Regions from separate parts of the Homo sapiens genome. Here region 1 is linked to region 2. The links are chromatin loops, found by intact Hi-C in ENCODE. Cell type or tissue: gastrocnemius medialis. All regions are shown on one strand. Each heading gives the region's core, and the rest is flanking DNA. Links, peaks and the distances in the headings are about the cores only.

Evidence for each region. A loop is a pair of places that touch in the nucleus more often than their neighbours do. Peaks named below come from ENCODE experiments on the same cell type or tissue, not always from the same donor. Only the 100,000 strongest peaks of a DNase experiment are listed, where the experiment ranks them.
Region 1: it touches region 2 in a loop (2.3-fold over the local background); 4 of 110 quality-filtered maps call a loop at or near these places.

What each region holds. Positions count from the first base shown.
Region 1 is chr1:31,639,519-31,642,423 of GRCh38, reverse strand. The region is part of intron 1 of PEF1 (penta-EF-hand domain containing 1); the gene reads left to right. Among named protein-coding and RNA genes, the nearest start is that of PEF1-AS1, 3.2 kb to the left of the region's middle. In gastrocnemius medialis, for the core only: a CTCF peak has its summit at 1,424; a DNase peak (open chromatin) is centred at 2,613; H3K4me3 peaks cover 1,816 bases; H3K27ac peaks cover 2,500 bases.
Region 2 is chr1:31,953,461-31,956,365 of GRCh38, reverse strand. No RefSeq gene overlaps it. Among named protein-coding and RNA genes, the nearest start is that of PTP4A2, 17 kb to the right of the region's middle. RefSeq lists enhancers at 1-345, 1-540, 1-547, 548-1,324, 1,474-1,543 and 1 more. In gastrocnemius medialis, for the core only: no CTCF peak of the experiment used is centred there; a DNase peak (open chromatin) is centred at 1,535; H3K27ac peaks cover 2,355 bases.

The DNA of each region.
Region 1 (2,905 bases), core at 189-2,688, 310 kb after region 2:
TTCAAGCACCCTTTGGTCCTATGGGGGAACGAGCTTGGTGGATTTCAGTGCTTAAGAGCTTAGTTTTTGAGGCCAGAGAGAGTTGATTTCAAATCCCTGCTTTGTCACTCCCTTGCAGAAGTTTGTTGCAAAAGTCTGAGACTCAGTTTTCCCTTTTTTGAAAAAAATTTTTTATTTATTTGTTTATTTTTAAGACAGAGTCTTGCTCTGTCGCCCAGGCTGGAGTGCAATGGCACAATCTTGGCTCACTGCAACCTCCGTCTCCCGGGTTCAAGCAGTTCTCCTGCCTCAGCCTCCCAAGTAGCTGGAATTACAGGCGCACGCCACCACACCTGGCTAATTTTTTGTATTTTTAGTAGAGACGGGGTTTCGCCATGTTGGCCAGGCTGGTCTCAAACTCCTAACCTCAGGTGATCCACCTGCCTCAGCCTCCCACAGTGTTGGGATTACAGGCGTGAGCCACCACGCCTGGACTAGTTTTCCCTTCTTTAGAATGGGGTCATAATAGTATCTACCTCAGAATTACTCTAAAGATTAAATGAGAAAATCCACGTAAAGTGCTAGGTATGGTGTTGGGCATGTAGAATACTCCAAGTGGAGGAGTAATGCAGTTATGCAGATTGAAGAGGCAATGTGATAAGTATTCAATGGGAGTAAGTGTAAGGTACAGCACGGGAGAGTGAGATACCTAACTCAGTCTAGGGGTGCATTTTTAAAAGAGGTGATATTTAAGCCAACAACTGAATCACTGGTAGAAATTAGCTGAGTGAAGAAAGGAATGCTATTCCAGCAGAGGAAATAGCTGCACAAAGCCCATGAAGCAGGTAAGACAGCCTAGTATTTTGGAGGAACTTTAAGAAGTTCAGTGTAGTTGTAGTGATGTGGGGGAAAGGGGTAGGAAATAAGACTAGAAAGGTAAGCAAGGGCCAGATCCCAAAGGGCCTTGTATGCCTTTTTGGGGAGTGTGACTTCATCCTAAGAGTAGTGAGGGAGCCAGTGAAGTGTTTTGTCCCATTTGTGCTTTGGAGTGCTTACTGTGGGGTGCTGTGAGAATGGATTGAAGCAGGAGAGACAGGAGGCAGGGATACCGGTTTTGACGCTATTGAGGTAATCTAGGCTAAAGAGAACTGTGACCTGGTAGAGGAGATTTGAGAAGCACTTGGGAGGTAGATTTGAGAAAACTTGGCCTTAGGTTTGGATGATTAAGCAGAACGGAGCTCCATTCACTGAGATGAGAACACAGGGAGGCATGGGTTTGGAGGGAAGGTCCAGTAGGCTGCTGGATATGTGGGTCTGTAGCTCAGGAGTGATGAAGCTGGAAAGATTTGAAAGTGTGAGCACAGAGGTAATTGAAGTCTGGGGATGGTTCTTGGCTCATTGTTTATTGGTTGCGTGCTTCTCTCCTATTTCAAGTGGCTCTGCTGGTGAATGCTTGAACTGTTCCTCTTGTCTTCCTGTGATTGTTTAACCCCTTAGTTTGGGCTTCCCACCTCCTCCTGTGCACTTGAAGGGTAGCTCTGGGGTACAAACTTGTCTTTGCAATGCTCCCTCCTCCATTCGTCATCAGGGCTCAGCTTGGAACAGCCGTTGATACCTTTAAGCTTCACAGGGGTCTTGAGGTTAGAAGACTTGAGTCCTCAGAACTGGAAAGAAAAAAAAAATACCGGACTTTCTGAGGTGGTTATTTGGGAGGAGGTAAGCTCCCTACTGCTTGCGCAAGTGCAGGTAGAGATTCCAGGTGGTTCTGCAGAGATTCCATTATTAACTGAGAGGTTGAACTGAAGAGTCTTTGGGGTGTCTTCCAAAATGTGGCTTGGCTCTCAAAGTGACTCTAGGTGCTGGGACGAAAAAGAATGAGATTTTTCTAAGAGTCCCTGATTTCTGGGCTTGAAGGCTCTGAGAGATCACCCAATCCAGCCTTCCCCTCTACCTCTGTCCACAGTAGAAATTCATTATATTTGACAAAGACATTTAGCACAGTCCCTCACACAGACACATGCTAGGCACTCACTCATTTATTGAGTGAACAAACAGAAGGGGGTAGTGTAGAGTCATGCAGACCCTGACTTGAATCCCAACTTGCCCATTCTAGCTGCATGATCTCAGGCATGTTATTAAACTCTCTGCCCCTTAATTTTCTCATCTGCAAAATGGAGATGACACTGTTTACCTCACAGGACTGAGGATTAGTGAGAGCTGGTTGAACTGGAAGCACCTAGCAGAGCCTCAGTAAATGTTTGTTGCCCCCAGTCCCCCCAGGGCATCAGATGTAGCTTATTTGCAATCAGCCAGAGCCCTAGAGATAGTTTTTCTGTGTTGCTTCAGAAGCTGCAGTTACTGAACTCTTCCTGTCCTTCCCCTCCACCTGCCTTCACAATCCTGTTTATCAGTATGAAATAACTCTTGGAAAAACTCTAAAAAGGGCTGGGAGCATGGAGTAGTGTAAAAGAACGTGGAGTCAGGGATGCTGTTTTTCATTTCTGGTTCAGACCTTTGCTAACAACTCAGTGACACTGGGTGACCCTCTGTGAGGTGGGGACCACCTCATCTTCTTCCCCAAACTTCCTGTGCAGCCTGCATTCTGTCTCAGTTGGCTCCACCTCCTTCATCTTGTGCAAAAGCTAGAAACCCGAGTCATTCTGAACACTTTCCTCACTCCTCCTCCATCTCTTTCCTAATCTAATTAGTCACCAAGTCATGTCTGGTCTATCTCTGAAATAGCTTCAGAATCCATTCCGTTCTCTTCATCCCCAAGTGTGCTGTCTGGTTCATGCCCTGCCTGCCCAGCACCTGGGCTACTGCCTCCCTCACTGGCTCATCCTCCACACCGCCGCTGGTTACTTCTCTAAACAAGGTTCTCATCACGTTCCTCTCCTATTGGAAACCCTTCTATAGTGCTCTGTTT
Region 2 (2,905 bases), core at 320-2,819:
GAAAGGCCTGGCTGCTGTTGAGAGACCCAGGAGTAGCTAAGGCCTTATTCTGGGTTCAGGAGGGCCTGGGAAGATGCTGTCTTGTTTGTGAACCTGAAGTGAAAGCTCACCAGAGGGGCCAGCAGAGGGAACTGCCCTGCGAGAAGGCCCCAGCTTTGCGGCTGGGTTTTCCCCACTCTGCATCTAGTTTCCTTGATCCACTGATTATCTTGGGCTGGTTTTGCTGAATGACTCAGGAGCTTGAGCAAGCTTTGCTACTCAGTTTCACAGCTCTGGGGGAGGGGAAGTTGGATTCCTTTCTGATAGCTGGGAAACAGTCATTAGATATTGAAGGAAGAAGGACAATTGGGCCCCAGCTTCAGAGAGAGAGAGAAAAAAATGGCTCTCCAAGCCTTTATTTATTTATTTATTTATTTATTTATTTATGAGATGGAGTTTCGCTCTTGTTGCCCAGGCTGGAGTACAATGGCGCAATCTCGGCTCACGGCAATCGCTGCCTCCTGGGTTCAAGCGATTCTCCTGCCTCAGCCTCCTAAATAGCTGGGATTACAGGCATGTGCCACCATACCTGGCTAATTTTGTATTTTTAGTAGAGACAGGGTTTCTCCATGTTGGTCAGGCTGGTCTCGAACTCTTGACCTCAGGCGATCTGCCCACCTCGGCCTCCCAAAGTGCTGGGATTACAGGCATGAGCCACCATGCCCGGCTCCTTTATTCTTAATAAAAATAACAATATCTAACAGTTATTGAGTGCTTTTACCATTGCCAGGCAATGTTCTATGGGCCTCCCGGCTTTATCTCTGGGGTTGACTACTTGTTATTATCCTTGTTTGACGTAGGGAGTTGAGAGTTAGGTGAAATGACTTGCCTGGGGTATCCAGCCAGTCACTGGAAGAGCTAAGACTTGACTGCCAAAAGCCCATGTCCTTAACCACTGTGCAACACCGCACCTCTTAGGACCTCTCTAGGTGACCCAGTAAGGCCTGTGGGATTGAGGAGGGGCCTCCCAAATGAAGATCCTGGGCAAATGGCTGGAAAACAAAATCCTTAAAAAGAAGCTTCTCCCCTGCTAGGATTTCTGCTGAGAAGGAAGGGACAAGATCCCCTGAGCTTGTTCTGAGGCTCCTTATCACCTGAGACCCCCTTCTGTGATTCCTTTCCCCCACTTCAGCTTAGATAAAGGGCCTATTCACAGCCTCCCTGAGCTGTGTCTGGAAGCTGGCCCTGGCAGCAGCTAGTGGTTTGTCCCCTGTCCTGGCTCCTTCCTCCCTGCCTGCCTCCCCTGCCTCTGATTTGACACCTGGTATCTCTTTCCCGTGTCCCTGAGCTCAGGGCATGTGAGGCCCAGGCAGGCACAGTATCACTTTCTTCCTGAACTGTCCCTGAAGCAGGGATAATTTTGTATGCTGTCTGCCCCCTACTCTGTTGTCAGTGCACACTTCCAAGGGTTCCTGTGGAATCCAGGCTCCCGTAAACACCCAAAGAGGAGGAAGTGAGCCAAGCACTAAGCCTGTGATTGCATCAGGACTGACGCACTCTCTGCCTTTTCCCCTACCTCGGTCTCCAGGGGAGCCACGTGGGCAGGCCACTGGGTCAGGCCCAAGCCCTCTCCGCTTCATTTGGCTGAGGGGAAAAGGGGGATGCTATGGAAGGAACACAGACCTCCAGCAGCACCTCCTTGGCCTGGAAGGGAAGTAGCCAACACATTTGAAAGCTGAAGAGAAGGCAAAGGTGGGGTGGCCTGAGGAAAGGGTCTGAAAAGGCTGGGAAGTAAAGTTTTTGGTGTGTCAACTAAGTGCCAGGTTCTCTATACATGTAACACTATTAACAATAGGTCGGGTACAGTGGCTAACATCTGTAATTCCAGCACTTAGGGAGGCAGAGGTGGGAGGATGGCTTGAGGCCAGGAGTTTGACACCAGCCTGGAAAGAAAAAAAGAGAGAAATTTTTAAAAATAATAATAACAATAATAATATCTGACTATGAGGCTCTCGATCAGGAATTCCATTTCTATACTTAAAAGCAACTACCATAGGGGCCAGGCGTGGTGGCTCATGCCTGTAATCCCAGCACTTTAGGAGGTTGAGGTGAGTGGATCACCTGAGGTCAGGAGTTCGAGATCAGCCTGGCCAACATGGTGAAATCCCGTCTCTACTAAAAATACAAAAAATTAGCTGGGTGTGGTGGCACATGCCTGTAGTCCCAGCTACTCGGGAGGCTGAAGCATGAGAATTGCTTGAACCCGGAAGGCGGAGCTTGCAAAAGACCGGGCGCAGTGGCTCACACCTGTAATCCCAGCACTTTGGGAGGCTTAGGCGGGTGGATCACCTGAGGTCAGGAGTTCGAGACCAGCCTGGCCAACATAGTGAAACCCCGTCTCTACTAAAAATACAAAAAATTAGCCAGGCATTATAGTGGGCGCCTGTAATCCCAGCTGCTAGGGAGGCTAAGGCAGGAGAATCACTTGATCCTGGGAGGCACAGGTTGCAGTGAGTACAATGGTCATGCCATTGTACTCCAGCTTAGGCAACAAGAGTGAAACTCCAAAAACTCCATCTCAAAAGCAAACAAACAAAAAAGCAGCTACTGGCCGGGCTCAGTGGCTTACGCCTGTAATCCCAGCACTTTGGGAGGCTGAGGTGGGGAGATCCCCTGAGGTCAGGAGTTCAAGACCAGCCTGGCCAACATGATGAAACCCCGTCTCTACTAAAAATACAAAAATTAGCCGGACGCGGTGGCGCGCGCCTATAGTCCCAGCTACTGAGGATGCTAAGACTGGAGAATCACTTGAAACTGGGAAGTGGAGGTTGCAGTGAGCCGAGATCATGCCACTGCACTCCAGCCTGGGTGACAGAGTAAGACTCTGTCACACACACACACACACACACACACACAAAAGCAGCTA